Regions from separate parts of the Mus musculus genome. Here region 1 is linked to region 2. The links are chromatin loops, found by intact Hi-C in ENCODE. Cell type or tissue: left cerebral cortex. All regions are shown on one strand. Links, peaks and the distances in the headings refer to the core of each region. The heading gives the core; the rest is flanking DNA. Region 1 holds the start of Exoc3l2 (exocyst complex component 3-like 2). Region 2 holds the start of Ppp1r37 (protein phosphatase 1, regulatory subunit 37).

Evidence for each region. A loop is a pair of places that touch in the nucleus more often than their neighbours do. Peaks named below come from ENCODE experiments on the same cell type or tissue, not always from the same donor. Only the 100,000 strongest peaks of a DNase experiment are listed, where the experiment ranks them.
Region 1: a loop joins it to region 2, with 3 times the contacts of the local background. A loop is called at or near these places in 6 of 42 quality-filtered maps.

Annotation. Positions count from the first base shown.
Region 1 is chr7:19,461,320-19,476,870 of GRCm38, reverse strand. Exoc3l2 (exocyst complex component 3-like 2) reads right to left here and starts at 13,584. Exons shown (of 12, transcript NM_001370800.1): 1 at 13,518-13,584; 2 at 6,867-7,403; 3 at 2,349-2,943. The coding sequence starts at 7,386. In left cerebral cortex, for the core only: a CTCF peak has its summit at 8,121 (motif pointing left); a DNase peak (open chromatin) is centred at 4,247.
Region 2 is chr7:19,548,810-19,564,360 of GRCm38, reverse strand. It overlaps Ppp1r37 (protein phosphatase 1, regulatory subunit 37), which reads left to right and starts at 1,963. Exons shown (of 13, transcript NM_199149.3): 1 at 1,963-2,550. The coding sequence starts at 2,331. In left cerebral cortex, for the core only: a CTCF peak has its summit at 5,199; DNase peaks (open chromatin) are centred at 2,447, 2,604, 3,336, 5,678 and 3 more places; H3K4me3 peaks cover 4,457 bases; H3K27ac peaks cover 5,554 bases.

The DNA.
Region 1 (15,551 bases), core at 3,530-11,529, 91 kb after region 2:
AGGGCTACACAGAGAAACCCTGTCTCGAAAAACAAAACAGAACAAAGCAAAAATCTACCTAACAGGTTTGTTTCTCTAGATACTTAGAAGGCTGAAAAGGGAAAATTGGAAGTTCAAGGCTTGCCTGAAATACAGAGTGAGTTCAAATCCAACCTGGGCTACAGACTAAAGTTCTGTCTTACATTATAAATAAATAATTAATTTTAAAAAGGCTGAGGTTGTAGCTTAGTGCAGACTGCTTTAGTATGTGAGAACATGAAAGGCTGGAATTTAATTCCCAGGAGAGAGAGAGAGAGAGAGAGAGAGAGAGAGAGAGACTATGTTTGTTTGTTTTGTTTTGTTTTTTAAGACAGGGTTTCTCTGTATAGTCCTGGCTGTCCTAGAACTAATCTGTAGAGGAGGCTGGCCTCGAACTCAGAGACTGCCTGCCTCTGCCTCCTGAGTGTTGAGATTAAGGTGAGAGCCACCTTGTAGCTTCATGAGATCTCCTTATCTTAAAACCTATTGCATGTACTCATGGTTAAGGGGGACAGGCATGCCACGTGCATGTGGAGGTCACTAGCCACCTCTGTGACATTTGCTCTCTCCTTCCACCCTTCCACGGGTCCCAGGGTCCCTACTCAGGCTTGTGTAATAAGTATCTTCACCCCTGAGGTGCCTCGCTTGTCCTTACAATTCTATTTTATTTGAAACAGGATCTTTCCTATAGTCTTGGATGTCCTGTGGCCCCTCTGCCTCTACCTCCCCAGTGCCTGGAATACAGGCATGGGCCATCACACCCTGCTGGATTATAGAACTCTAAGACTCAGTAGTACTGAGGGCCGATGGGACAGAGATTTACAATGCCAAAATCTTGGGACTGTTATGGTGGACAGCTGGTCCCATTCATGTCCTGAGTAGTTCATCAGGGACCAGATGGATCCGCAGCACTGAGTTACTAGGAGGGCTGTGGACAATGGCGCTGAGAACTCAGAATGAGAACATACCAGGTGCTCTAGGTCTGGGTCTGGAAGGACCACGGCGTTAAGATTTGAGGTCCCCAAGAGGCAAAGCTCTGAGATGCAGAATGCCACTGTGTACAGACAGTGCTAATGTCCCAGGCTTTGGGGGGATGAGTGCTCGGATGCAGGGAATAAAGAAGAGCCAGCCAGGATGGGAACCCCAAGGCCATCGGCACAATCTACCGAGGTTCTGAGACTGGTGTAGGGGTGGACATGAGTAGGGTAAGGTCAATGAGGGTCAACGTCATATAGATGGTCCCACACTTGCTAGGGTCTAATAAGTCAAGCATTAGAGTGTTAGACCTGTAATCCCAGCATTAGGGATGTCCTAGTTAGCTTTAACTGCCAACTCAACAAAACCTAAACCCAGAGAGGAGAGTCCTCTCCTAAGGAACTTTTAGATAAGTCTCTGAGGGAATGTCCTGATTGTTAAATGACATAGGAGGGCCCGGTCCACTGTGGGTGGCCCTATTCCCTAGGCAGCTGGTCCTGAGTTAGATAATTAGCCAAGACGCAGACTGTCAGGCTGCAAGCAGCATTTCTCTATGGTTTCTGCTCCACTTTCTTGGCTGTGAATTCCTTGGTCAGAGGTCATGCTGTGTGAAAGGAACAGTTAGCCAGTCTGCCTTAAGTTCCTGCTTGAGTTTCTACCCTCGTGTCCTTCTTTGAGGGACAGTGTGACCTGTGAGCTGAAATATACCCTTTCTTCCCTTAAGTTGCTTCTGGTCAACTTGTTACGACAAAAGGAATGAAAGAATAGGGGAAGTAGCGGAGGATCTTTTCAAGGTGAGTTTCTGAGGTGTCAGCACCGCAGCCAATGATAGTTGTTAGTTGGGGGCGGGGAGGGGGGAGAGGAGAAGGAGGAGCTGGGGCGATGGGTTAGTGGTTAAAAGCACTTGTGGTTTTTTGGTTTTTGTTGTTGTTGTTTGTTTGTTTGTTTTTTTTTTTTGGCAGAGGTTCCCAGAACCCATATTGGGCAGCATACACTGGGCTGTATAACTTCAGCTCTAGATGAACACAGTGCCTTCTGGTCTCTTGGCCCAGATACACATGCATAGAAACAAACATTTTTTTTTTTTTTAAAGAAAAAGGAAAGAAAAGAAAAGAAAAGAAAAGAAAAGAAAAGAAAAAAGGCTGGGTGCAGCGGTGCTCGCTTTTATAGGAGCTCTCAAGAGGTAAAAGCGAGCGGATCTCTGAGTTTAGGGCAAGCCTAGTCTACAGAGCAAGACCCTGTCTCAGAAAACCTCAAGTCAACCTGGGCTACATGAAACCCAATCCCTAAATCCAGTATCTTGAACAAGGTGCCTGGGGTTAAGGTGAGCGCGTCCCGGGGCGACCCGGGCTCACCTGGGGTACACATGATTGTGCCAGTGCAACAGCGCATAACGATCCGCCAGCGGGAGCCTGCGGCGCGCGGCCGCCCCGAGCCACTCGGCCAGTGCCTCGTGGTAGCCACGCAGGTAGACGGCGCCGGCGCGCAGCCCCGCAGGGTAGGCGGGCGCCAGGCGTCCGCGCACAGCGGCCACGTCCTCCAACAGGCGCGCGCGCAGCGCCTCCAGCTGCCCAGCCAGCGCCCCGCGCGCGCCCGGCGCCGCCGCCTCCTCCAGACGTTCGCGCGCTGCGCGCGCCACCGCCTCGGCCCAGTGCGTGCGCAGCTTGCGGGCCGCCCCGGGGCCGCGGCGCGCGTCCGCCGCCTCCTCCTGCAGCAGCACGAGGCCCAGCTGCGACACCGCGCCGGTGCCGGGTCCCGGGGAAGCCAGCGACTCGCGCACCAGCGCCCAGAGCTCGCGCTGCAGCGCCTCGTACAGCAGCGCCACGTCCCGCGCGCGCCGCCCCGCGCCCGCCTCGGCCTCCGCCGTCGGCGCCTCCGCCTCCAGCTCCAGGATGTGCTCGTCCGCTCGCGCCAGCTCGCGCCTCTGGATCAGGCCCAGGATCTCCAGCACTGTGCAGGGTGGGGAGAGAAAAGGTGTCAGGAAGCGGGGCACATACCCAGTACCCGCAAAGTGAGAAGCGGGGGATGAGGAGAGAGTCAGGGCTTGCCACCCAAAATGAGTTCCCCCCAACATGAGAGTGAGGGTGACGCTTGCCTTTGACCTCAGCAATTGCACTCATGAGAGTGGGCTACAGAGTTGAGGACAAGTCACAACAAACAAACAGGCAAATGAGATGGAGTGGACAAACGTGCATGCTGTCAAGTTTAACGACCATCCAAGTTTAACGAGTTTCTTCCCCATTCCCAGGGCCCACATGGTAGAACTGATTCGGGCAAGGTTTCCTCTGGCCTCCACATATACGTGCACTGTGGCACATACGTACATATATATACACACGCGGGTGTGCGCCTAGAGGGGAGAGAGAGAAAGGGAGGAAGAGGGCTGCCTACAATCCCAGCTCTGGGAAGGTGGATACAGGAAGATGAAAAAGCCAAGGTCTATCTTGGCTACCTAGCAAGTTCGAGGCTGTTCTAGGAAATACAAGTCTCTGTCTCAAAATAAATTAACAACAACAAAGACTGGGCGTCCCCAGAAGAGAATAAGATGAGGAAAGTCGAAGTTGGAAGGGAGAAGATGAAGGACTGAGGCCAGGGGCTTTGGAGATGAATCTGTCTGGGGGGCAGAGACCACAAGAACAGCAGGTGACACAGATCGAGAAGAGAAGAGGCACCGGGCAAAGCTGGAGTGGTCTTGTGTCATCCTAGCACTTGGGAGGCAGAGGCAGGAGGATTGCCTTGAGTTCCAGGCTACCCTGGGCTGTGTGTGTCCTGAGCGCCAGGCTAGGCTGAGCTGCCCAGGCAGGAAGCAGGAGGTGAGGGAGTTAGGGGAACGGGGTGAAGAAGAAGGGAACAGTGACAGAAGTGGCCCAGGATGGAGGAGCATTCGGCCACAAGAAGGGAAAACATATCCGGGTGGAGGAAGGGGCTGGGACACAGGGAAGGGTCTCAGGTGTAGCTTGTGGGGGAGGGGAGTGAGAGAAAATTAAGAATCGAGAGCCATAGGAGAGGGGGCAAGGGACAGGCTGGGCAGGGAATAACCTATACTGAGCGGAAATGGGGTCTTTAGGGTAAGATGGCTGTGAGGGCAAGGTCACACTCTACAAAGATGAGACTCACTGTAGAAAGGGGAGGCATAGGTTTGAGAGGACTTAGGTAGAGGCTAAGGGGAAGGAGGCTCCCGTTGGCCAAGAGTTACCCTCAACACCTCCCCCCCCTTCACTTCCTCCCTGGCAGAGAAGCTATTTCCTGAGCTGGGCTATTTCTGCCCATCCGTTTCCAGAAGGCGGGGGCTCCAGTCACCCCCTCCTCACCTCTCTGCAGTGCCCTCCCAGTCCCCAGGGAGACGGAGCTGAAATAGCCTCTGTCCAGGATGTGGAGGGCATCAGAGGACAGAAGAGGCTCCAGGAAGGTCCCCTGACTCTGATGCATGAAGTGGGGGTGGGGCTGAAATGAAGGGGGTGTTGGCACAGGGCTGGGGAGTAGGACGGAGTTTGGGGGAGGCTGGGGAGAAGGCAAAGCGACAGGGGACATTTTAGCTATGGAGTGAGCTGGCCATTGGGATTTGCAGACTGAACAAGAAAGCCAGGTCCCATGGGAGCAGATGCTTCATCCTGTCTACTGGGAAGGCAGAGGCAGGAAGAAACCTAAATTCAAGGCCATCCTGGGCTACTTAGTGAGACTCTGTCTCAAATTGTGAAAACAATACAAAAAAAAGAGCCAAGTGTGGTGGTGCACACCAGTAATCCCAGGACTCAGGAGGCAGAGGCAGGAGGATTGCCCCTAAGCTGAAAGTTAGCCTCATTCACAGTGTGAGTTCCAGGCCAGCCAGAGCTACACAGTGAGACCTTCTCAAAAAAAACAAACAGGGGCCGGAGAGACTGTTGGAGCTAAAGGCACTGGCTGCTCTTGCAGAAAACTCAGGTTCAGTTCCCAGCACATACATGGTCCTCACAACTGCCTGAAACTTTAGTTCCAGGGGAGCCAATGTCCTCTTTTGGCCTCCAAGAGCACTGTATACACATGGGGCACAGACATACATGCAGGCAAGCTCATATAACAACAAACATCCCCAACACAAAAGGGTAGAAAACCATAGATTCACTCTCCTGTACTGCAGACAGAAAGGGCGGGGCAGTGGTGGTGCACGCTTTTAACCGAAGCACTCAGGAGGTAGAGGTAGGTGGAGTTTGAGAATAGCCTGGTCTACAAAGTGAGTTCCAAGACAGCCAGGGCTACACAGAGAAACCCTGTCTCGAAAAACCAAAAAAGAAAGAAAGAAAGAAAGAAAGAAAGAAAGAAAGAAAGAAAGAAAGAAAGAAAGAAAATTGAATCCGTATCTTTATATTTTTGGTTGCAAGCCTATCTATCCTTTAATGGTTGAGCCATCTCTCCAAGCCTTCTATTTTCCCCTGGATTCTGGAGATGGAATTCGGGTTTCCTGGCTTTCTCAGCTAAGTGGTCTCGCAGGTCACAGGACTAAGAACAACGTGGTGATGACAGGTCAGGAAGAGAGAGATGCTAAAGGAGCATTGGGGTATGACATGGGAGTGGGGTTGAGGATGGAGGGGGGTGGGATTATAGGTTGGCTGTGTCCCCTTTAGCAAAGTCACGGCTTTCAGTGTTCCAATATTCCAAATGTGACCTCAGTTGGAAATACACTTGTTTTAGAAGTCAAGGGCATAGGTCCTAACCCAAAACTCATGTTCTCTAAATTGAGGGTCTGGGAGACAGCTCAACATATAAAAGCACTTGCCACCAACCCCCTGGATTTACACAGTGGAAAGAGAGAGTTGACTCTTACAAGCTGTCTGACTGCCCCTCCTCCAGAGACAGACAGACAGACAGACAGACAGACACAGACAGAGAGGGGAATGAGAGGAATCACAGGGACAATCCCATTCAAGGATGGAAGATCCAAAGGATGATTCTAAAATTTCAAGGTGCCCAGATGCCCAACAGCCCACCACAGCTGGGAAGGGTCCCTGCAGGTTGCCTGAGTGGATGAGGTGGGTGTTTTTTGAAAAGCAAGCCTGGCTGGGTGTGGTGGCACACCTTTAATCCCAGTACTCAGGAGGCAGAGGCAGGTGGATTTCTGCGTTCGAGGCCAGCCTGGTCTACAGAGTGAGTTCCAGGACAGCCAGGACTACACAGAGAAACCCTGTCTTGAAAAAGGAAAAAAAAAAAAGAAAAGAAAAGAAAAAAGAAAAGAAAAGAAAAGAAAAGAAAAGAAAAGAAAAGAAAAAAGAAAAGCAAGCCTGGACATGATGTTGAAGGTGGAAGATGGACATGAGGTTCAGAAAAGGGGCGGGGATGAGGCTGTGCAGCCTGAGCTCGGACTGGAGTGGGGGTGGGGCCGAGCTCAGCTCAGGGCCAGGCTGTTTGAGTCTGGGGTGGGGACGAACCCGGCCTGCACTGAGTTCAGGAACACGGGGTACATGCTAGCTTGCAGTCTCATTGTGTATAAGACATGACAGGGTGACAATGGCCTTTATAGTTGCTGTTAACACTTATTTACTGTGTGTGTGTGTGTGTGCGCGCGCGCGCGCGCGCACATGTGGGGGTCAGAAGTCAAGAGTCAATTCTCTCCTTCCACCACTAGATCAAACTCAGGTCATCAGACTAGGCAGGTAGTAAGTACCTCCATCAGCTGAGCCATCTCCCTGGCCCCTTTTCTTTCTTTTCCTTTCTCTCTCTTTCTTTCTTTGCTTATGTGATTTCTTAATAAAATGTTTACTTATTACTGTTGTATGTGTGTTGGGGAATGTACGCTATCTCTCCCTGTGTTCGTGCGCGTGCACGAGACGTACCGACACCCCCGCCCCACGCAGGGTTGATAGATAGTCCCCGAATCTGCATCAGGGGTCTCCACTCACCTGACAGTGGTTCCTTTATTTTGGGGGGCTCCGGGACTTTGGGTGGGGGCTCAGGGGCTGCCTCTCCTGCAGGTACCAGTCTCTCCGCCAGGGATGCCCGCCGGGGCTTGGGCCCACGCCCGAGTCTCAGGAAAGCCAGTCTTCGAGCGGCTTCTCCAGCTGGCTCCTCATCGCCATGGGTTCGGAACCCCTGAAGCCGGTTTAGGAGGCCGAAATCTGCGGAGCTCCTCCGTATGCCCGGTGCCAGCACACGGCCCAAGAAAGAGCGCACTTGCCCGTCTCCGGGGCTGCCTGCCCGCCTGCCTGAGGTCCAGCCCAGCCGGAAGGGGGCCAGACCAGCTAGCTTCTCCAGCGTGGCCCGCCGGCGGCACGATGTCCCATTGGGCAGTGTCCCCAGCTCCGCGTCCTCTTCTTCCAGCGTTGGAGTGTCTTCAAAGGGGTTGCGAGAGGATCGCAGGGGCAGAGTCCCTGCTCGTGGCACCTTAGGGTCTCCCACCCCCAGGCTCTTCAGGATTGGCATTTTTGACAGGCTGGCACCTGCAGAAAAATTATGACCGAGGTGGTGTTAGTGACATTGTCCCTGTGTGCTGAGGACTCGGAATAGAAGATGCCAGGCACAGGTCCCACTCTTAGAAACATTAGAGGCTTCAAGTCAGGCATCCTGGTACATCCTAAATTCCAGCATATGGAGCTGAGGCAGGGGAATTGAGAGCTCACTCCAGGTAAACCAGGGATGGCATTGAATCTCAAAACAATGAAAACAAAGCTGGGTGTGGCAATAACTCTCTGCAGTCCCAGCACTGGGGAGCTGGAGGCAGAAGGATCACCCAGCCTTGGCTACACTGTTAGTTTTTGTTTTTGTTTTTGACCAAGACTTGATTTTTTATTACTTAAGAAATTGCATATTTATTTTGTTTTCGGACTCTGTGCTTGTGCCTCCAGCACGTTCTTTTTCTTTTTTTCTAAAATGGAAGACTTTCTTCTTCTTCTTCTTCTTCTTCTTCTTCTTCTTCTTCTTCTTCTTCTTCTTCTTCTTCTTCTTCTTCTTCTTCTTCTTCTTCTTCTTCTTCTTCTTCTGATTTATTTATTTGGGCTGGATAGACGGCTCAGGCTCAGTGGTTAAGAGCACTGACTGCTCTTCCAGAGGTCCTGAGTTCAATTCCCAGCAACCACATGGTGGTTCATAACCATTTGTAATGGGATCTGGTGCCCTCTTCTGGTGTGACTGAAGAGAGCAATGGTGGTGGACTCATGCATTAAAAAAAGAATTCTGTGCTATAGATTTATTTATTTATTTAATATGAGTACACTGTAGCTGTCTTCAGACACTCCAGAAGAGGGCATCAGATCCCATTACAGATGGCTGTGAACCACTATGTGGTTGCTGGGAATTGAACTCAGGACCTCTGGAAGAGCAGTCAGTGCTCTTAACCACTGAGCTGTCTATCCAGCCCCCTTCAACACTTTCATAACAACTTCCTGTTCCTCAGTAAGGAAAGCCCGCTTGATCTTGTCGCGGACACACTTGGCGCACATGGAACCGCCACAGGCTCTGCTGACGTGCTGCTCTGTCTTAAACAATCTCATAAGGATTTGGGTCTCACAGCGCGAACCGCTCCCCTCGCAGTGTGCCTGGACACACTCCGCATGCAACTTAGGTGCTTCCCCAACCTTCTTTGTGTAAAGGTAAACAATCCTGTTGCCAGGGGTTCGAGGCAGCCTAGTTTTGTTAGACGCTGTGTTGTAGGAAAGCCTAAAGACAGTATGTCAAACGCTGGACCACCCTGCGTGCCTCTAAGCACTGTCCCCGGGAGAGCCACTGTTAGTTTTTAAAAGCCAGCTTGAACTAAACTATATGCCTTTCTTTCTCTCACACACATAATCTCTCTCTCTCTCTCTCTCTCTCTCTCTCTCTCTCTCTCTCTCATCCCTAAATCCCAGCACTCAGGAGACAGAACAGGAGAAATGACACCTGTTCTACCATGGTCTACACACAGGCCAGCAAGACCAGATGAAACCCAGTCTCAAAACAAACAAACAAACAAACAAACAACAATTATGAGCGAAACAAAAAATATAATGGCGTTTGGCTCAGTAGAAGAGCCACTGGCTGCCTAGAATTTCCCCAGGGAGTGGCTGGGGCGTGGCTCAGTGGCTGGGGCGTGGCTCAGTGGCTGGAGGCGTGGCTCAGTGGTCAAGCACCTGCCCAGCGTGGTCATAGCTCTGAGTGTGATGATACTCAATACTGTCAAAAGCAAGGAACTTACTAGGTCTCCAGATCCACTCTGCAGGCAGTGGGACAGCTGTGACTAAGTTATAGCAGGCTCTGACCTCACAGGGTTCACTGTCCATCTCTAAGTCTCCCTCTCCGGTCCTTTATCCCTCCTTACCTCTACCTCACAGTTGGAACCCATGACTGTTTCTCTGCCCCAAACTCTCAGGTGTTTTTCAGACTGCAGTACAGGCTGCAAAACTCCTCATGTAGTTTAGGATGACCTCAGTCTCCGAGGTGTGACTACAGCTGTAAGGTTCTTTTAATTTCTGAGGCAGAATTCATTTAGCAGAGGCTAGCCTCCAACTCCCGATTCTCCTGCCTCAACTTCCTGGATTACAGCAGTGCACCACCATGCCCTTTCAGCTTCTTGGATCTTGTAGCTCAGCTTTGAAAACTTCACATAGCATCAACTTGATCCTCGGTCTCCCTAACTTTCTACAGGTCCCCACAGCCCTTGGTTCAGGCTACCCCTGCCCCCCATCATAGCCAGGGGTCTGCCAGCTATACACCTCACTGGAACAAATAACTCTTTTGGTTCCTTTTCTCTGGGTCTCATGTCTGCCTGTCTCCCCACAGGGAGCCAGCACTGCACACTTTGGATCTCTCGGTGCCAAAGCTGCCTCCTCCAGGAAGTCCCCCTAACTCTTATGGGTCTCTTATAACCCTCAGACTCCCTGAATTCTCTCTGTGACTGTCCCTGTCTGGGGACAGGTCTGCATCCGGACCTGAGAGCCTGGCAAGGGCAGGGCTGGGCCTGTGTCATTCACGCCTGTGTCTCTGGCTCAGAGCATAGCTCAGGCACTCTGGAATGGGTGCTAACAGGAAACAAAGGAAGGAAGGAGGCAGACAGTCCATTCCTTGGGGGGGGGGGGGAGCAGGTCATGAGGAGCAGGCCACACAGGACCTGAACTCTGTGACAAGGGACTTGGATTGTTTCCCAAGGGCATTGGTGAGCCATAAAGGCACTTCTGATACCTTATTTACCGTATTGTGTATAGGACTCAGGGAGAATGCTGGACCCGTATTCCAGCTCCAAGGTATAGCTCAGTCTTGTGTCATCATTTTATCAGTTGTGTGTGTGTGTGTGTGTGTGTGTGTGTGTGTGTATGCATGTGTGTGTGTGTGTGTGTGTGTGTGTGTGTGAGAGAGAGAGAGCGAGAGAGAGAGAGTTCAGTCACCAGAGTGCCACAGCGCTCATGTAGAGGTCAAATGACAACTGTGGTCTAATGTGGGTCTAACTCAGGCCGTCAAGCTTAGCAGCAAGTAAGTACCTTTCCCCACCAAATGTTTAGAAAAGCATTAAAAACAAAATTCATGTTCAGTGCAACAGCTCATATATGTGACCTCAGAGATTAGGAGGCCAAGAGGAGAGAGTGTCACCCTGAGGTGGAAGCCAGCCAGGGCGACCAGGACAACCTGGGATTCAGAGTGAGACTTTGTCTCACAAAACAACAAAGCTGGAGGCTGCAGAGGCAGTACAGTGGTCAGGAGCACTAGCTGAGGTCCTGGGTTCGAGTCCCACCACCCACACAGCAGCTCACAACCATCTGAAACTCCAGCGCTAGGGGACCCAACGGCCCTATTCTGGTCTGTTTGAGCACCAGGCATGCAAGTGGTGTACAGACATACGTTCAGGCAGGACATGAGCACACATAAGATAAAATTAAAATGGAGAAGAGGGAGTGGCTTTCAGCGGCTGTATTTTGCCACTTGGGCGCTTCCCTTTTCCTTCGCTTAGGTCACGAACTTGTGATCTTTATGGATGCGTAGCAGCACCGGCTCTGGTTCGCTTGGTTTAAGGGCTGCGTAGTATTCCAGACAAAAGTGGGTAAACAAACCATTAGCTGTCCACTTTTTCTCCCCCATGGAATAGACCCATAAGTGGTTTTGAGCTGAGCAAGTGTGTGAAGGGGAGACTGGTGAGGGACGAGGGACAAGGGACGGACCCGTGGGCTGGCTGCGGGAGGGGCATCTTCCAGCTTCCAGGCTCTTGAGCTCCACTACAGCTTCTTAGTCTTTCTGTTTCTAAGACATACTGTTGTCAACCTCCCTCCAGTCTCCTCGGTCCCCTACCCCCAATGAGGCAGTCGCCATAGTGATGCTTTGCTTGGAGCCCCCATGGTGGTGTAAAATCAATGTGCACCGACACCCCCCCCCATGCGCGCACGCGCGCACACACACCGATTTATTAGTTTTCCCTTTTCTGGATGACTTCGCATGCCTCACCTAAAAATGGCTGGGAAGGGAGGGGAAGCTGGGGGAGAGAGGACAGCGGATGGCTCAGTGGATAGAGGCACTGCCACCAAGTCTGACAACCTGAGATTCATCTCTAGGACCCGTAAAGTAGAAGGTCTGAATGAACTACAGAAGCTTTTCTGACCTCTACCTGCGCAATGTGGCCATGTGAGGCCATGCTGCACACAAACAAACAGTAATGAAATTGGGTCGCTCCCTCCCTTCTTCCCTCTCTCCCATCCTCCCTCCCAGTAACTGCTCTAATATCCCCACAAACTACTTCCATCCCCGAAACTGCTGGATCCAACTGAATCTAGTCCTGCCCAGGCTTTATCTGCCACTCACTCAACCGGTCTAATCCCCACTCCCAGAGCTGGCTCTGGTACCCATCAAACTGTTCCCAACATATTCCCAGCATACTCCCAAACTGGCAGCAGCATTTACCCCAAACCTCCCCCCCCTTCCCTTTCCTGGCTCCGACACCTCCCTCTGCAACCTGGCTCCGACATCCTGCCCTCTCCAACGCCCTCCACTGCCTCCCGGTGCCCAGGCCCCTGACTCACTTCCGAGCCTAGAGCAAGCCCCCAGCCTCCCGCTTCTGCAGGATGTCTAGGCCACCAGCGTTTCCCTCTCCAGGCCCCTCCTCCTCTTCCTCGCTGCCAGCCTTTCCCCAAACCCTCCTCCTCAGAATTCCTGACACCCCCAAGCCCCCAGCATGGAGCCGGGTGTGGTGGCGCAGCCTCCTGTAATCCCAGTCCCCGGAGGCTGGGGCCGGAGGACCACATGCTTTTGAGATTTTTGAGGCCCAGGTTTCAAGTGAGACCCCGTATACAGACAATCTCTAAATGCGAAGATTATGCCTTTAATCCTGGCAACTCCGGAGGTCAACCTGAGTCACGTGAGATCAAAACATCAAAAGCCAAGGCAGGGGACGAGGCTCAGTTGGTAGAGTACTTGTCTGGCTTGCAAGAAACCCTGGCTTCCCACCCCAGCAGCCATGCAGGGCTGCAATCCACACACTGGGGAGAGGGAGGGCAGGACCAGAGCGTCAGTATAGTCTTTGGGTATATAGAAATTTGACACCAGACTGAGCAACGTGAGACTCTGTGGGAATTTTGTTTTCTTAGTTTTTCTAGACAGAGTTTCTCTTGTAACCTTCAGTGTTCTGGAACTCACTCTGTAGACCAGGCTAGCCCTGAACTCACAGATCCACTCACCTCTGCCTCTTGAGAGCTGGGATTAAAGTGTGCACCACCACTGCCTAGCTGAAAAATTATTAAAAAAAAAAAAAGTCCTAAGGTCCATGTTCGAAAACTGATCCTTTTAGGTTACACATCCTTGAGCCTGACTCTGACATCAGCATCACCAGCCGGGGCAGCCTTCATATCCTATCCTAGCCTCTCTTGATCACTCTCTCTCTCTCTCTTTATTTTAATTAATTAATTAATTTTGTATGTGGGCACACAAGCCATGGTCGGTATGTGGGGTTCAGATGTGAACTTGCAATCGTCGGTCCTCTCTGCCTTGTGGGTCACAGTGACTGGATCCAGCTCTTCAGGGCAGCAAGCATCTACCTGCTGAGCCATCTTGATAGCCCTTCCTTTCTATTTAATTAATTAATTAATTAGTTAATTAATTAATTAATGGAGACAGAGTCTCAATCCCTAATCCAAGCTTGTTCAAACCGGCCAGCCTCCTGCCTCAGCCTCCGCTCCTTAGTGCTGGCCCTGCAGGTGTGAGGAGCCTGTGTGTGTGTGTGTGTGTGTGTGTGTGTGTGTGTGTGTGTGTGTGTGTGTGTGGCTTTCTGGTAGCTGCAACCCTCCTCACTGGAGGCAGCCAGGCACTGGCTGCCCACCCCACGGGGGTGTCCCCATCCAGTGTCAGAGTGTCAGAGTGCATTAGACCTAACATCCCCATCTCCCTCAGCCAGGAGTGGACCCCATCTCTACAAGTCCTTCCTACCTCTCTGGATCCCAGAGCCCCAGTCCCTGCCGCCGCCGCTTCACCGCAGCACTCACCAAACCCAGCCTTCAGCCTGCATCTGCTCACCCAGCCCTCCTGCCTCCAGAGTTCTGGGTTCTGATGAGGTGTCCCATCTTTGGAAGAAGTTGGGGGCATGCTTTCTTCACCCCGACACTCACCTTCTGTCTGTGCCTGTCCTTCTGTCCCCTCTTGCTGTCCAGTCCCCAGACTACTTGGGCCAGGACTGCTGAGAGCTTGGATCTAGGGGGGGGGGGGTTGGAGGAGGACAATTTCCTGTCAGGAAGCCCCTCCCTCTCTGGGGCCAGGGGCTGGAAGGCCCCATTATCTGTCTGCCCTTCTAGGCCAGGCTGTGGTTGGGCCCTGCTGTGACAAGGGCCACAGACCCCTCTCCCCGCCCTTACCCCCCCTCCCAGCTTTGCCGGAATCCGCCCGCCCTCCTGCCTGCTTTTCACGCCTCCCAAGGTAACAACATCATCCTGTGTGCCCAGGGGAGACACCCTGAGCTGGACAGGGGCCCACAGCTGAGCTCTGGAGTAATGGAGGTGTGGATAGGGTCTCAAGGGAGCATGTGTTCCTCTTGTATCCTCTGCTGGGGGACAGGATTCAAAGGAAACTCCACTGGTCCCAGAGGCTGGATTGAGGACCCAGTGGGGTAGCCCTGTCATGGCTTTTAAAATGTAGCTCTCGGCCAGTGGGGCGGTGGTGGCTCATGCCTTTAATCCCAGCACTGGGGAAGCTGAGGTAGGTGGCATCTCTGAGGCCAGCCTGGTCTACAGAATGAATTCCAGAACAGCCAGTGACTCATAGCAAGATTCTATCACTCCTCTGCCTCTGTCCCCCACTGTGGGCCAGTCTCCCAGGGACCTAGCTGTATTGTATCATAACCACAGAGCACCTTCCATCAGATGATAGACTCAACTGCACGTGCATGCTCTCCTTTTTTCTCCTTTTGAGACGGGGCCTCATTATGTAGCCCAGGCTGGCCTAGAACTCACAAAGATCCTGCCTCCCAAGTGCTGGGATTGAAGGCTTAGGCCACCTTGCCTGACTCTTCTTTGCATGTATGTGTTGGGGGTGCCGGGGAATTGAACTCAGGGCCCTGTGCACGATGGTCATGTGCTCTGCCATGATACTACTTCCCAGTCAATCCTTTACAGATTCCCCAACCCGCCCACTCCAATGAAGGTGCAGCAGATCTGACTTTTTTTTAAGTGTATTATTTATTTATTTATGTTTGTGAGTGACTACAAGTATTGCGTGCATGCAGTGCCCAAGCCCACTAGAAGGAGACAGATCCCCTGGAACTGGAGTTGGGTGGTTGTCCACTGCCCCGTGGTTGCTGAGAATTGAACCCTGGTCCACTGCAGAAGCAGCCAGTGCTCCTAACCACTGCTCAGTTCCGTTCTCCAGCTTCACATTCATACTTTTATGCCTTTCGGTTTAATGGATCTTTATGCACTCCCAGGGTTGCAGCAGAAAGTGCTAACATCCGATTCCAGAACATCTCGGTCTCCTTGAAGCGAACTCATGGGCTACAGCAGTGTCCCCCCACCCCCACCCCCCCACCCCCCCCCACCCCCCCGCTTCTCCTTTCCAAAGTCCCAGGAAGCCAGGAATCCAGGGTTCTTGGTTTCTCCACTAAGTCTCCCGCTTTTGAACATTTCGTAGGAACTATATTGCTCGGTGTGACCTTTTGTTTCTGGTTCCTTTTACGAAATGTAACATTTTCAAGCTCCATACACTTTGTAAGCCTCAGTCTCCACCCCTTGGAAATGAAGTTTCATTGGAAAGGGGAACAGAAAGACCCTGAGTAAGTAGAAAGGCAACCATCTGCCCCCTGGTGGTGTATGTGAGTACTGCAGCTGTCAGAGCGGGACCATTCCACTTCAGGGACCCTTTCTTACCCTACAAAGCTCCTAGAAACACACTCAGAGCTCTTCCCTTAATATTTTCTAGATCCCACGTTAATTTGTTTATTTTTTTAAGCAGGGTCTCACTATACAGCCAAGGCTACTCTAATAAAACTGTTGACCAGGCTGGCCTCAAACTTAGAGGTCTGCTTACCTCTGCCTCCCAAATGCTGGGATGCCAGACATGTTATCAGCCTGGTTTGAAGCATTTTATCTACACATGCACTGTGGTTTAAAGTTACACCTTGACTGTACTATTACTGAGAAAAAAGAAATCACTGC
Region 2 (15,551 bases), core at 357-8,356:
AACATTTCTTTGTTTTAAAATTTTTAAATGGAGGTGTTTATGTCTGTGTGCCATGGGAGTGTGGGTGCACACGGAGACCAGAAAAAGATAGGCAGTCAGCAAAGCTAGGGTTACAGGTGCTTGTGAACTATGGGTGCTGAGAGCAGAATTCAGGCCCTCTGGAACGGAGTTGCTGAGCTGTCTTCCCACCCTCTGCTGTAGTCTTTAAAAGTTAGTAGTGTAGCTATCTCAGGCTAAAACTTGTGGGGCTTATCTAAGCAATGAAGCTGAGGCGTCCAGATAAAAGTATAGGGCTTGCACTGCTCCTGGCATCCTCCCCAAATGGCTGACATTCATCTCTGCATAAGAAATTGACCCGAGGTGGGCAAGGATGGCTTTTTACTAGAAAAGGCCTAGACAGGGCCTTGGCTTACACTAGGTTTCAAGGTTCCCTCTTGGTGATGTGGTCCACTGCAGTCACCTGCAGGTTTGTCTTCCCACGGAGGGGACTGGGAGTGGTGGTGGTGGTCACACTTGTGTGCCAGTGCCGTGCCAGTGCCCGGGAGCAAATGCTGCAGGTTGGTGGTTAGCGTTGAAGTTTTACCCTTCCTCAGTTTGCTCTAGCCGTCTAGTGAGGGAGTCTGTGTCCCCTGTTTCAGCCCCTTGTCACTAGAAATCTTTCAGTACATGATATCTGGAAGCAGTTCCTAGCTAAGCACAGTGACCCAAGTCTGTAATCCCAGCATTTGGTGTGGGGAAGGGGGTGTAGAGGCAGGAGGAGCCAGAGATAAAGCCTGTCTTTCCTACATGGCAAGTCAGCGGGCAGCCTGGATTACATGAGAACCAGTAAAACCAAACAAAACCCAACCCTCCCCCCCCAAACAAAGCCCACTTAATGCCTTTTGGAGTTCAGAATGTAACTGAAGGTTTGCATTAATTATAGGGGCTTTTGGTACTTCTCAGTCTCCAAAGTGTGCTAACCCCCAACTGTGAAGAGGAAAGCAGCTACCCTTAGCAGTGGTCTCAGTTATCAGTTCACACTGGAGCCTCCCTCCAGTTCCAGCCTAGCTCTCTACTTGGCAATGCTGTGCTCGACCCTCCTCAAATCCCGTTCTGTGGTTTCAGTCCCTGTGCCAGTGGGCTTTAATGAGCTGAGAAGGAAAAGCGAAAGTGCCCAGATGAATCCTGAGCTTTGGAATCGACCCCTTGGAGGTGTGGCTTAGGCTCGCTCAGGTTTGGTCAGCTGGTTCATCCCGAGCCTTTGGAATTCCTGCTCCCAGTTTTTGTTTTGTTTTGTTTTTATAGCAGGTTCATGAATACCTAGCAGACTCGTCTAATATTGTAATTTACATTTGATACAATTTTGACGAAAATTGTGCTAAAGTGTGCTCTTCTGTCGCTTCTGTCACTTGTACGTACTCATCCGATATTCAGCTTGGCTCTCAGCTCTCAGCACCTCCATCACTTTATCCTGCTCCCAGTACTTGGCTTAGCCCCACCAGGGTCTCCTGCTGTAGCACCTGCTTGTCTGAGGCTCCCTTTGTAATCCAGCCTAGCCTCGAATTCGCAACCTCCTCCTTCAGCCTCTCCAAGGCTCGGTTCACAAGGCGAGTCACTACCATGTCCAGCAAGTGGTTTTTTAATTAATATCTGATCCGTATTTTATATTTTAAGTTACTCATTTCTTGTAGACGCGTAGAAATCAGAGGACAATTTTGTGGAGGCGATTCTTCTATTTTTACGAACTCAGACGGCTTTAGCCGCTGACAGCCCTCTCGCAGGCCGCGGTTATAGGATTTGTATTGAATCCTTTCCCGAATTACTTGGGCTTGTGACGAATGTGCGGGAGCCTGACTGTTGACAGCTTGGCTTGTGGGGGGCGGGAGGGGGCGGCTAGAACTCGCGCATGCGCGGCGCTCCGGGAGACAGCGTTCATAGGCCCCGCCTCTGTGTTCTGCAGTTTGGCTCTGCAGATTCGCCGGTCACGTTTCTTTTTTCCGCGGAGCTTACTGTTCTTTGTTCCGGTCTTCCTGTCGTCCTCGACACGGTTTTTTTTCAGAGCAAAAGCTTGAGTCGGTGCTATGCTTTTCTCGGTACGCAGCGGGCCCTTCGGCTTGTAGCGAAAGTGTGGCTGCGGAAGAGCAGGTACTCGCGGAGCTCGGCGGAGGCGCGTTGGGGCTCCCGGCGACTGCGACGACGACGACGACGACGACGACGAACGGAGCGGACGGAGGCGGCGCTTGAGGCAGCGGCGAAGCCCATGCCCCGGAACGGCGGGAGGACCCGGAGAGACGAGTCCGGGGCCCGGGGCATGTCCCCGGGGCCCCCGTGAGGAGGAGGAGGCGGCGGCGATGGAGATCCCGCCGCAGGAGGCTCCGCCCGGGCCGGGCGCGGACGCCGACGCGGACGCGGAGGCCGAGACCGAGGAGGCCTCCGCCGAAGCTGAGTCTCCTACCGGGACCTCGCCCCCGGCCGATGGCCGCCTTAAGGCTGCTGCCAAGCGTGTCACGTTCCCATCTGACGAGGACATCGTGTCTGGAGCGGTGGAGCCCAAAGACCCCTGGAGACACGGTAGCTTTGGCGAGGGTTGCGGGGGAGAGCCTAGAGGCGGGTGGGACCGCCATAGGGCCGACCCCCACGGAGGTGGCCCGCGGCAAATGGTACTTATTGGTGATTTCAACGGTGCCTAGGTTAGAGCTGGAGGCAGAGAGGGGTTGGCGGGAGAGCTGGAAAGGTCCACAGGACTGGGTTTTCAAAGCCTAACCTTGTTTGGGAGTTTGGGAGGCTGGCAGCCAGCCTTTGAGTTCATGGTACACTCAGGGATAGATGAAGAGAGCCTGGTTATAGTATTGGGGGAAAGGTAAGTGCCTGAGTCCACGGGATGGTGAGAGCGAAGCAGCTGGTCTGTAAACCAGGAGGCAAAGCGTAGCCGGCTATGGCCATTGCTCTTTTGGCTGAAACGAGGACGGAAATAAACCCAGACTGTACAGAAGTTTGTAAACCCTCCGACTGGGAAAGGAGGGTCAGAGGCAGCAGGTAGTAAAGCAGAGGACGAGGTGGCCAGTTTGCCTGTGTGCGAGGAATTCCGCAGTAAGGTTCGGCAGCAGAACGCGGAGCCCGCTTTTACCAGGGTTTACCTGGGGAAGGACTCGGCAGTATTCCCTACTCAACAGAAGGTGACTTACATGTTGGGAGATGGGAAGATCTAAGATCTAGGCCTGTTGGTGGGGAGGTGGAACTGGACGGGCACTTGGAGGAGTGCATTGGCTTTGATGGCTTTGAAAGGGAAAAGGTTGCTGGGGAGATGGACACAGGCTAATCCCATTTCTGAGCTGAATTGTGTTTTGCTTGGGTGGAGCCTGTGAAGTGAGGTCACCCACTGGCCGTGTTCTATGGAAGCTAACCTGCTTGTCCAGGAACAGACAGACACGACTGCCAGGCTGTGGGCAGCAGAGTGGGCAGCTGGTAGCTTTGATGTATGTGGGCACGGGTGGGGGTGTGGTGGGGGGGACTTGGTTGCAGGAAATGATACACTGGGAGCCCGCCATAAATGCCAGTTTGACTAGTAATTATCAAAGAGACCGAGGTTAATTTAGACTTGGCTTGGGGAGCCTGCCAGGGCTGGGTGGTTTGTTTTGGGTTCTGAACTTCTTGGAACTGGTGCTGAGGACAGGAAGAGTCCACTGGGCCCTGGCGGCAGCCTGTTGTCCACTGTGGCAAGATCGCAGCAGGAAGGGGTGGGGGGAGCAGAGCGGCCATTCAGAAGTGGTTAAGAAACCTGGTGTGGCTGTCTGCAGCTGTGAGCCCAGCGCTTAGAGGCTAAGGCTGGATCATAGAGTAGACATTCTAGGGGGGGCTTGAACTGCATGGGGAAGCCCTGTTTCACTATAGAAAGAAAGAAAAGAGGGAAAAGAAAGGCTAGCTGGGTCAAATTCTGACTTTCCCACTTGCTGTCTTTTGCAACCACTGAGAATTTGCCTGGCTCCCCTGAGCCTCAGAGCCACCCTCCCCCAGAGTGACTGACAGGAGCAGTGGTCCAGGGTCTGCCAGAGACTGAGTGACATCACACATGAACTGTGCCTGGTGAGAGTGAGCGCTCCTAAACCCATGATGATTATGAAGGCAGCATTGAAGCCTGGAAAGAGCTTGCTTTTTCGATGGGGCCAAAGTCAGAACCTTCCAGGGTGAGGGTCAGATGGTGAGGCCTGGAGGTCAGGGCACCTGGAGAGTTGGTCACAGTTTCTGGCCCACAGTTTTTCTGAAAAGGCAGAGCCTTTTATTAATTTTTGAATTAAGTTTAAGGTGTTTTGTTTTTTGTTTTTGTTCTTTTAACACGATTGTCTTATGTAGCACAGATTGTGTATAGTTAAGGGTGACTTTGAACTTCTGACCTTCCTGCTTTCCTTTCCTGAATGATAGGGTTATAGGTATGTCCTAACACTCATTTTATGCAGGGTGGGGGATAGAGTCCAGGGCTCCCTTACTGCTAGGCAAACACTCTACCATGGTGCCACACTTGTGTAGTCTCAGCTGTCTTCTGATGCTTGACAGTCCTCCTGCATCAAAGTTCTAGGATGACACACATGACCCCCCATACCTGCAAGGTTTGCTGTTGAGAAAGCTGGTTTCTCCCCTCATGCCTCCGGTTTCTCTGTCTGCAAATGGAGGTGCTAATTTCTGAGTTGTAAGCTTTAAACAAGAGGCTCTTGTAAATTCCTGTCCTGGAAAGCAGCTAATTGGATTGCTGCTGTTAAGGGTGACAGGTAGAGTTAATGGTGACTCCTAGGCCAGGGAGACGGTCATTCTTCTAGCCTTCCAGAGTGACAGCCGAGACTACTTGCTGTTCACCTTTTGGTGGAGGGAGTAGAGAGCCAGCCATGACTTCTTGCTGGGAATGAGCTTAGGGAAGGGACTGTGAAGGTGGCCAGCGTGGACAGAGAGATTTGCAAAACCATCAGCATCTAGGGGTAGGTGCCCAGGAGGACAGCAGGGTTGTCAGTGGCCTGGGAGCTGTTGGGGATGGGAAGCTAGATGGGCCCAGAAGATTGTCGAGAGCCCAGTTGAGAGATGGGTCTCTGAGGATGGTTCAGCTTGAATCAGGGGTGGCAGGTGGTGTGTCACAGTTGGTCTGTGGACCCTCTATAGCATAGGGGTATATAATTTAAGCCATGGTCCTGTGGAAGAGCAGCGACCCCAAACAGTGCCCCTAGTGGCAGTCTTTGGAGGGTCTGAATTGTTTGAGATCCATTCTTCTCAGGGAGACTGATGGAAGGCTGACTGGGCCTGCAGGTGTTGGGAAGTAAAGGAAACCTGGGGTAGGGGAGCAGCTCTGAAGGACTGGGTCTACCAGTACTGGCTCCCACTCAGCCTCACTCAGGGTAGCAGTGCTGGCTGGGGTATTTGGTGTTTTAGGTGCCTATTTGAGGGCCAGAGCCCCCTCAGGCCTTGCAGGAGCCTGGTGTTGGAGGCCCCTTGAAGTGAGCTGATCTAAGGATCCATCCATTTCCTTGTAAAACCAGGGCCATTGGTGTTCTGTTTTCTATTTCCTCTTTGGTGCCCTCAGCAGGAATGGGAGCTGACTTACTCAGCCCCACCTGGAGTTTTGTAGCAGTGTGACCAGCCTGAGATGGAAGTTGGGGGGGAGGTGTCCTGGCTGTGTGTCTATAAAGCAGGGCCAGAGAGGCTAGGATGCCATATCTGGGGAGCTGGAGGCAGCTGTGCGGGCGGAAAGTGAGATTGGGGAATAGGGCGGTGGTGGAAGTCGTGAGTGGAAGAGGCACATTGGGCATGTGGGTACTGGGAGAGGGAGCTGGCCAGTGCTCCCCTGATAGAGGCAGCCCTTGGACCCTAGTTCTTTCCAGGAAGCAGGAACCTTTTTAGACCAGACCTCAAGAACATGCTCAGCTAGCCTCTCCAGGCACTGCTGGATTCTGGGCTTTGCAAGGCAGGCTTGTGAGAGAGACTTGTGATCTAAGCACATGACACCAATGATCCTGCCTGCCCTCCCTGCTGTTCCCCACCCTGCAGCCTGCCAGTGGCATGTGGCCAGTTCTCACTCAGAGTCCTGGGCTGCCCACCAGGAGATTTCTTGTGAAGTTCCAACATGTGACCATTCCTAGCCACCTGGAGTCAGGGAAGAGGTGATGAGGGCAGTGGCCATGAGGGGGACAGCCATACTGTTTCATACTGTTTGTTCTCCCTAGCTCTGCTCTGTACTCTGGGAACTGGTTTGACAGGTAAAAGCACATCTCTTGGGTCTAGGAGGGCTGTGACAAGAGCTGGGCAGTAGACGGGGCATGGCCTCTGTCTGGGCAGTGCAGCTGTGGGATGGTGGGGTGCAGTGTGGAGTGCAGCACAGGAGCCACAGTGCATCTGCTGCTGCCCCTTCATCCCGCATCTGCGTGCAGCGTGTCCCCTTGTACACTTCCCCCAGCACTTGCCATCGACACCCCCCCCCCTTTCCCTCAGGCTTGCTCCTCAAGATGAGTGAGTGCCTTACTTTGGGCACAGGTCTAAACCTCCAGGCCCAGCCTTGCCTGAGGGCAAATTGCCCAGCCTCTCTGAGTACATTGAGCTGAAGATGTGAGGGGCACCAACATGACAGGTTTGCAAGGTGCCAGGCTTCAGACTGGGGACATTGCTGTCCTGTCCACAGTGCACTGAAGACTTTGGGCCAGTTGCTGCTTCCATCCCACACTTTATGCTTGCCGCTCTCTGGCCCATGGACCTGGGTGGTGCCTAGTCTCTTTAACCTTTAGTTCTTGATGTGTGTTTCTGTGCTAGCCCCACTTGAGAGGGGAAACAGTCACTGCTCTGACTCCAGTCTGGTTCTGAGTACAAATGTGGGAAGGGATGAGGTTGTTTTAGGTCTGATACCCTGTGGTGGCATTTGGAGGAAGTTCTGGGGCAGTTGATCCAGTTTGTGCCAGGACAGGGCGCTTCCTCCAAGGTGCCTGGCAGGTGTTGGCAATACCCAAAGGCACTCAGAGCTGGCTCTGGGCACAGTCCCTGAGCTGATAGTGCCTCTAGGGCATTGCTCCAAAAGGATTAAGATCTGGGAGCCATAGGCCTGGACTGGACCAACTGCAGGCCTCAGGGGCTTGGTTTTGCACAGCCCTTCCTGGCTGTCTCTCCTGTGCTCAGGCCCTTCTGAGCAGACTGCAGGCTACAGGGTGACCTTGGCTGGCCTCCATGTGCTCAGTGAGGGGAATGCTGACATGCTGATACAGGTGACCCCAAGAACTCAGGTGATGGCAGCTAACTTCTGCAGTAGAGCATAGGGCCGGGCTGCTGACCTTAGTGCTCACATGTCCCTGCTCTCTATGACCACGTACCCGTAGGGGCTAACCTTACCTGAGTCCCATGGCCACCCCTCTGGACAGTCATCACTCCGGCTGTGAGGACTAAGGGTAGAAGTGAAGTGACTCCCCTGCCTTTGTCACACTGCCAGGGAGGAGTGGGCTGGGACTGAGAACCAGGTGGCCTGCTCCTAGAGCCTATACTTGTAGTCCTGGTACTGTCTGCAGGACGAAAGGCAAGCTGTGTCACTCTAGGTAGCATGTGTAGTCTTGCAGGGCAGTAACAGGAATAAGAAACAGTAAAGGCCTTGGCCTTGGACACTCACAAGGAAACTAACTCCTAGGTGGCTTCAAAGTCCCAAGAGGGCTGGGCTACCCTTCTACCTTTTGCTAGCTGCTTCTCCGCACCCTCTGTCCTTAGGACACACTTTTGTAGTGCAGCTGTGTAGTCTTGCTGAACAGGTAACTCAGTGGCATTTAAATGCTAGTTGAAGAGAGAGAAGATGGCAGGAGATCCCAGAGTGACCAGTAAGCACCTAGGCTCAGTGCTGAGGTCTATGGTGAGAAGTTGAGGGTAGGCACGGGGTCTGGTAAGTCCTAGGAGCTAGCCTGGTGTGGCTCAGCTTCAGGTATGTGGAGACTAGTGCCAGAATCAGCTAGAATGTAGTGTACAGAACAGAATTAAAAGGCCAGGGAGGCCACAGGTAAGGCTGAGCAAGACTGCAGAAACACTGGAGAAAATGGAGCTGGGGGCTGGGGAGGTGTGTGTGTGTGTGTGTGTGTGTGTGTGTGTGTTTGATGTATATGTAGCTAGACAATTTTGGATTTTTGTTTGTTTGGTTTTTGTTTTTGGAGACAGAGTTTCTCTGTGTAGCCCTGGCGGTCTTGGAACTCATTGTGTAGATCAGGATGGCCTCGAACTCAAAGATCCACCTACCTGCGTCTGCGTCTGCGTCTGCGTCTGCGTCTTGAGTGCTGGAATTACAGGCATGCATCACCACCGCCCAGCGAAGAGATTTTGCTGTAGCTTTGCCTAGCAATCCTATATAGAAAAGACAGGCCTCAAAGTTGGAGATCCCTTCTGCTTCTCTCTGTTTAGTGCTGAGACTAAAGGCGTGCAGTACTGTGATAGTTCTGCTTCATCCTCCAGGGCTGTGTGTAGAGGCCACCATGCCTGGTAGTTTGTAGTTTTTATTGAACCCAGGTCTCCTGCATGCTATGGTAGTGCTTCTTTTACAAGCTGCCTCCTCAAGTCAGCCGTCATTGCCTTTGATCTGAGCCATTGCTAGTTATTGTTATACCTGTGAGATGCCTGGTGCCCACTCACTCCACCCCACCCCAGGCTCTCAGAGGCCTTCCCACCTCTTCTGTTAGCTCACTCTTTTTTTTTTTTTTTGGTTTTGGTTTTTCGAGGCAGGGTTTCTCTGTGTAGCTCTGGCTGTCCTGGAACTCACTTTGTAGACCAGGCTGGTCTCGAACTGAGAAATCCGCCTGCCTCTGCCTCCCCAGTGCTGGGATTAAAGGCGTGCGCCACCACGCCCGGCTCTGTTAGCTCACTCTTGATCTCCAGTGTAGCCCACCCAAGCCTCCTGTGAGGGCCTTTTTTTTTTTTTAACTTTTGGAGACTACCATGTGACCTCTTTTTTTTTTTTTTTCTTTCAAGACAGGGTTTCTCTGTGTAGCCCTGGCTGTCCTGGAACGCACTCTGTAGACCAGGCTGGTCTCGAACTCAGAAATCTGCCTCTGCCTCCCGAGTGCTGGAATTAAAGGTGTGCGCCACCACGCCCGGCTCCATGTGACCTCTTGTAACTCCACAGTCCATTCAAGTCTCTTAGAATCCTGTGCAACATTGATATCTTGTCACTTGTTAAATCCAGAAAGTTTCTTATTCTAGAACAGTTCTGGTTAAAGGGTCCCTGGTAGGAAAATGTAGAGGTTGAGGTGGTCTTCCTTCTGCATCTGGGAAATATCAGTTGCACTTGAGGTAGCATGGGACCCAGTGATCATCACTCTGCACTGAGGTTGTGTGGCTTGTTAGCTTCTTTGCCTCACTAGGCAGTTTATTTGTGGGCTGATTCTCAGAGTGATGTGGCCTCCTGCTTCCCTCCTCTTGCTGTGAAGAAAGCAGATGACTTGTGGCCAGGAGCAGTTTTCCTGAGGGTGACATCAGTACCTCCACTTGGGATGTGCGACCTTGGATAGGTACTCCTGTGCCTCTGCTCCCCTTGTTGGCAGAATGCCTTGGAGTTTTTAGTCAGATTGTTTTGATTTGTGGAGGGGAAAAGCAGGAATCTGGTAAAGAGAAGCATGCAGCAAGGCACAGCCTACCAGTGCTGTTGGGAGCCCTTCTGTGGCCCATGGTGCCTTAGGATGCCACTCTAGGTCCAGGCCTGTCCCCTCTGAGGGCTGCATCTGCATAGGCAGCTGGTGTCTCTGGTTGGTGGAGAGCCCCCAGTTCTAGGAAGGAGCTCCAAGGCTGGGTGCCAGAGTCCTTAGATGCACAGGGCTCAGCAGTGTCCCTGTGCTGGGAAAGCTCCTTGAAGGCCAGGTTCCTTGGAGATGATAGCCCTTCATAGTACCCAGCCTCCATCTTTGGCAGGGCTGGACAGTGATGATGGTGCACAGTCAGCCTCACATCTTGCCTCCACTCCCTTCCCCTCCCTTCTCCTTCCTTTCCATCCAGGCAGCTGCAAGAATAAGCTGCCTGAAAGCTTGGGGGTGGCATTTGGGAAGTGTCTGCTGCCACTGCTCTCTGTGCTCATGTGACTGGCCCAGCACCCTCTCCCTTCCCAGCAGGAGCCTGCAGGCTGGTGATTCCAGCGGGGATTGCTTCCCTTGGTTTGGATGGGTAGCCCCACTTGCAAGCTGCAGCTTGAGACACAAGGTTCACACTTATGGCCATCTCTCACACACCCCTCCCTTCCTTTCAGTCTCAGGGGCTGCCTTTGTAGCCTTGTAGTTACAGAACCCTGTCTGTGCAGAGTGCCACTGGGACTGATTCCCCAGAGAGCAGAAGAGAGGAGCTCGGGAAGGAGGTGCTGCCAGAAGTTGAAGGCAAGCCTCCACAGCAGAGGTTGGCTTTTCTGGCTTCTCCGTGGAAGCATGGTGATGGTAGAGAAGGTAGTAGTGATGGTGGTATTGACTGGGGAGCAAGGAAGACACTCAGAGTTCTCTTGTACTTAATCTTTACTAGGTCTTGACTGTGTTATTGACTTCAGTCATCTTCGCAGTAGCAGGAAGCAGGGTGTGGACCCAACTGGGGTGCCAGAGCCACCCAGGTCTCAGAGCTTGCACTGGCTGTCCAGGAGGATTTTCCCCTTTGCCCTCGCCTGGGGTGTCTTCAGGACGAAGCCCACACCGGTGCCCCGCTGCCTGCCCCACGCACTCAGACTGAGGTGCTCCTGCTGATCCCTGCCGTCTTGGTCCTGACCATTCTTCCATTTGGTTCAGAGGACTCCACCTCCCCTGAATCCCCAAACAGAATGCTGCCCTCCTCCCTAGCTGCCATAGTCCCTCCTCACATGGTTATGCGGCCATCTCCCCACTAGACCTGAAGCTGCAGGGGCACACCGTCCTGTTCATTTGGCTTCTGGGAGGAGGCACAGGCTTCAGCCCTTGGGAAAACTGAAGGGCTTGTGACAGAGTGTGTCAGTGGGGACCTTGGGGCACTTAAGATCAGAACAGTGTTGGGGGTGAGATGATTAGCCTTCCCTCCGTCCCTCCCTCCTTGTCTCTCTCTTTCTTCCCCTCTCCCATTTATGTATGTGTTTTTCAGACTGGGTATCACTGAACCCCAGGCCTGCTTCATCTGCGCTGGGATTGTAGGTGTATGACCACTCTTGGCCCTTCCATGTATATATATATATGTTTGTTTGTTAAGGTAAAGTCTCATGCGGTCCTGGGTGGCCTCAAACTTTTAAGTAACTTGAGGATGATCCTGAACTCCCAACCCTCTTGTCTCTACCCTCGAGTGATGGATTACAGGCCTTTACCATCATACTTGGTCCTTGTATTATTTTTGAGACACTCTATCTAGCCCAAGCTGGCCGGAGACTCAAGAGCTTTAGCCTCCTGAGTTCTGGGATTCAACGTGTAGATCTGGAGCTGGGATTTGTTCACGTCTTTGTCCCCTCAGTCTTTTGGACCCTGCCATCCTGAGAGTAGCATAAGAGCCGACTGCTTCCTGTCTTTATCACAGCAGTCTTGAAGGTCTTGAAAAGCAGCCTGTGGCCTCCCTTTGCTTCACAGCGTCAGTCTTCCACCTGCCACCAAAGCCCAGAGCTCTACTATGACCCATCTCTGCCTGCCTTCCTAGCTGCCACTCAACTTGTCTGGCCCTGTAGCACCAGCTTCCTTGTAATGCAGGAGGGCCTCACGTGTCATCTGTCTAGATTGATAGCCCTGTGGACACAGCTGGCTCTAACCAACAAATGTTCTCTCTCAGTCTCCAGGGCTCCTGTGGGACTCTGTAGATCTGCTGGTGCTCCCTCCTGTTTGAGACTGTGTCAGAGGCCAGAGGGCATTTTCTCTGGCACTACTGTTTCTTCAAAGTCCATGCCATGTGGCACTGTCCATGGCTTCACCAGAACTTGATAGGGTGGCAGGGGAAGGAAGTGGTGGATGGTGTTGGTGTCAGTGGCCCCAGGAACAGCAGGATGGCTCAAAAAAAGCTTGTAGATGGATGCCCCACCTTCCTATGATATCCCACCACGCTGCTAAAAAATGCAATTCAGAACTGAAGTGCCAGGACACAGGACATTTGCTCTTAATTTGCCCTTTGTCAGAGGCCAGGGTTCTGGTCCACTGCAGCAAGGTAGTATTCAAGGTCCTTTGCCAGTGTGTGTGGTTCCCAGTTCTTCCCCTGCAGGGAGGTTTCTGGAAACTGAACTGTCATCCTACCTGTAGGACAGAGGTACAACCTCCCCTTCCCCCAGCCCCCCAGCAATACTCAACAGGGCAGAACTCCAGCCGCCTCACCCCCAACTGTCCTGTAACCCCTTTCTCAGTCTCATTCCTCCTGGACCTGACCATCCACCTATGAGGCTCCATATGCTGACTCCCCTGCCTAAATGGGGCCAGAGCTGAGGTCAGAGACTGCTCCTCCACCAGGGACTTGAGTTTTCAGCTCCCCAGGAGTGGACTTGCGAGCAATCAGGCAGCCATAAAACTTATGAGGAACAGCCACCCAGCTTCCCGGTACCGACACCTATGAAAGACAGCAACACTTGTTGCTCTCTGTCCTCATTGTGCTCTGCCCTGGAGCATGAAATAGAATCTCACTGTGTTACGTCATGTTTACTTATTAAGAGTCTCTGGTAGACAAGGTTGGCTTCACTAAATGGCTCTTCCTGCCTGTGCCTCTAGAGTGCTGCGATTACAAGTATATGCTGTGGCTCCTGGACTTACTGTGGTTTTGATTTGTGTTTTCTAATGGCACATGGCCTTTATGTGCTGTTTTTAGACACTTGATCATCATCTTAGAGAAATGGCCTTTCACATCTTTGACTGTTTATAAATTGTGTTGTTGTCTTGCTAAGTTGTCTGAGTTCTCTCCCTCTCCCCCGACTCCCTCCCTCACACTAGCACAAGCACCAGCAATAGAATATTCAGGGTGCCGGGCTCTTGTAGGTGGTTGTTATTTCTTCCCAGGGTCTCTGGGTGGTACCCAGGCACAGAGAGAGGCAGATGAAACTGCTAGGCTATGACAGGAAAGTTCAGAACTGCACCTTTTCATGTCATCTTCCCATTTTTATTTTTAATTTTTCCTCTCTTGAGACAGGGTCTCACTATGCAGCCTAGACTGTAGATTAGATTGGCCTCAAAGTCAGAGAGATCTGCATGCCTCTTTCTTAGGTGTGCTGGAATTAAAAGCATGTGCCACTAGGCCAGCCTTGTCTTTCCATTTTTTTAAAAAGTATGGCCAAAGGGCCAAGCATGATAGCTTATGCCTGTAATGCCAGCATTTGGGAGGAGAGACAAGGATCAAGGGTAGCCTGGTTATATGAGAGATGACTCAAAACTCAGGACTCAACCAGGTATGATGGCTCATGCCTGTCATCCCCGCACTCATGAGGATTGCCACCATTTAAGAACAGCCTGGTTTACAGATCTTGAACCCTTCAAAAAATAGAACAAAAAAAAAGTACACTTTAAAATGCATCTTGGGCCGGGCAGTGGTGGCACAAGCCTGTAATCCCAGCACTCAGCACTCGGGGGGGGGGGGGGGCACAGAGGCAGGCGGATTTCTGAGTTCCAGGACAGCCAGGGCTACACAGAGAAACCCTGCCTCAGGGAAATAAATAAATAAATGAATGAATGAATGAAATGCATCATGGACTGTGGGGACTGCCGCCCGCCTTGCCCTGCTGCCCCTGCTGTTTCTGACTTGCCAGTCCTCTCTGCTAAGCTGGTTTCTTTCAGTTTTCAACCACAGAGATGACCAGCGCTGAAATAACCAATCCTTAAATCTTCCTCTTGCCCCTGAGTAGCTTTTGAGCAAGTTCATAGATGACTTTACCAGGTCATAGGTTGGGAACATTTGAAACATCAGGTTCAGTTTGTGTTTCTGGACAGAGACCATGAGGGACAAGACTCCATGATGTTCACCAAAGCAGTAAAGTAGTGCTGTGTTTATGCTGCTGCTTATATTTGGATGTCTTCTGGGTATGTGTGTGGTTTTGATTTGTTTTGTTTTTTGGAGTAGAGTCTCACTCTGTAGTCCTGCTGGCCTTGAATTCTCTAGTCCTTCTGCCTCAGCCTCTTGACCAGTTGACACCAGCATCCCTTGTGAAGTTTAAGAACCAAAGGACACAGATAGCCATTCATTCTCAAAAAACTAACAAACAAATGGACTGGGTTTCTAGCTTAGTGATGAGTGCTTGCCTGGCACATAGACGGCCTCAGGCTCAGTCCCAGCTGCTTTAAGAAAGTGACAGAAAACGGATGGCACAGATGTAGAGTTGAGCGAGTAGTCACTGAAGATCCCTTAAAAAGAGGAATATTTAGGGACCAGAGAGATGGCCGAGCAGTTGAGGCAACTGGCTGCTTTCCCATGGGATCTGGGTTTGATTTTAGCTCCCATATCATTCAGCTTACAACTGCCTATAACTGCAGTTCCATGGAGATCTGGCACATTCTTCTGACCTTCTGCACAGATGTGAGACATAGAAACTCATAACTCTATATTTTATTTTTTGTTGTTGTTATTTTTTTTCGTTGTTGGTTTTGCTGTTTTTATTTTGTTTGTTTTTGTGACAGTTTTTCTGTATAGCCCTGGCTATCTTGGAACTTTCCCTGTAGATCAGGCTGCCTCCTAGTTGCTGGGATTATGGCATGTGCCACCACCACACAGCAAAATTTTGTTTAAGAGTTTCAGCACGAACTGAAGAGGTGACTCAATGGTTAAGGGCACTGCTCTTCCAGAGGTCCTGCGTGCAGTTCCCAGCAACACGTCAGACTACTTTAGCTTTGAAGTGGTTTAAATGCCCCGTGAGGGCTGAAGTCTGAAGCTTCTGCTCTCTTAAGGCACCTGGAGTCACGTGGGACCCACGTACTAAACAAACACAGGGACACAAGATTCTTAAACAGAAGTCTTTAAAGCCAGGTGTGGTGGCTCACGCCTTTAATACCAGCACTCGGGAAGCAGAGGCAGGCGGATTTCTCAGTTCGAGGCCAGCCTGGTCTACAAAGTGAGTTCCAGGTCAGCCAGGGCTATACAGAGAAAAGATGTCTAAAGGGCCCTCCATTTTTCCTTCCTTTTTGATGATGAGGTAATGCATTGCTCCTGAGGCGCATTGGGTAGGCTCAGGGGCTGCCAAGGCAACCCAGGATCATGAAAGCTGTACAGTGGAGTAAGGCCTGTTGCCACTGTAAAGGTAGTTCTGAAATGCAGGTTTTAGCTGGGAAGGAGTAAGGTCATCCATGGGTCATACACAAGGCCTCAGTTCATTGCTGCTTTAACATTCATATTTCAAATACCACTAGGTAAAGAAATGTCAGCTCTGCACAGGCAGGTGTGAATTGTTTTCTTTCTGATGTTTAAAGTGTTACTGGTACACTTTGTGTCTGTGTATGATGTGGGGAAACAGGTCATGGTACACGTGGAAAGATTGGAGGACAGCTTTGTGTAGTACATACTTTGATTCCACTTTATGTGGGTCCTGGGGATCGAACACCAAATTGTCAGGCTTGTCCGGAAGCACCTTTACCCTTCCAGCCAACCTCCTGGCATGTGCCACCATGTGTTGTGCCGAATTCTTGACTCTCAGCTGGCAA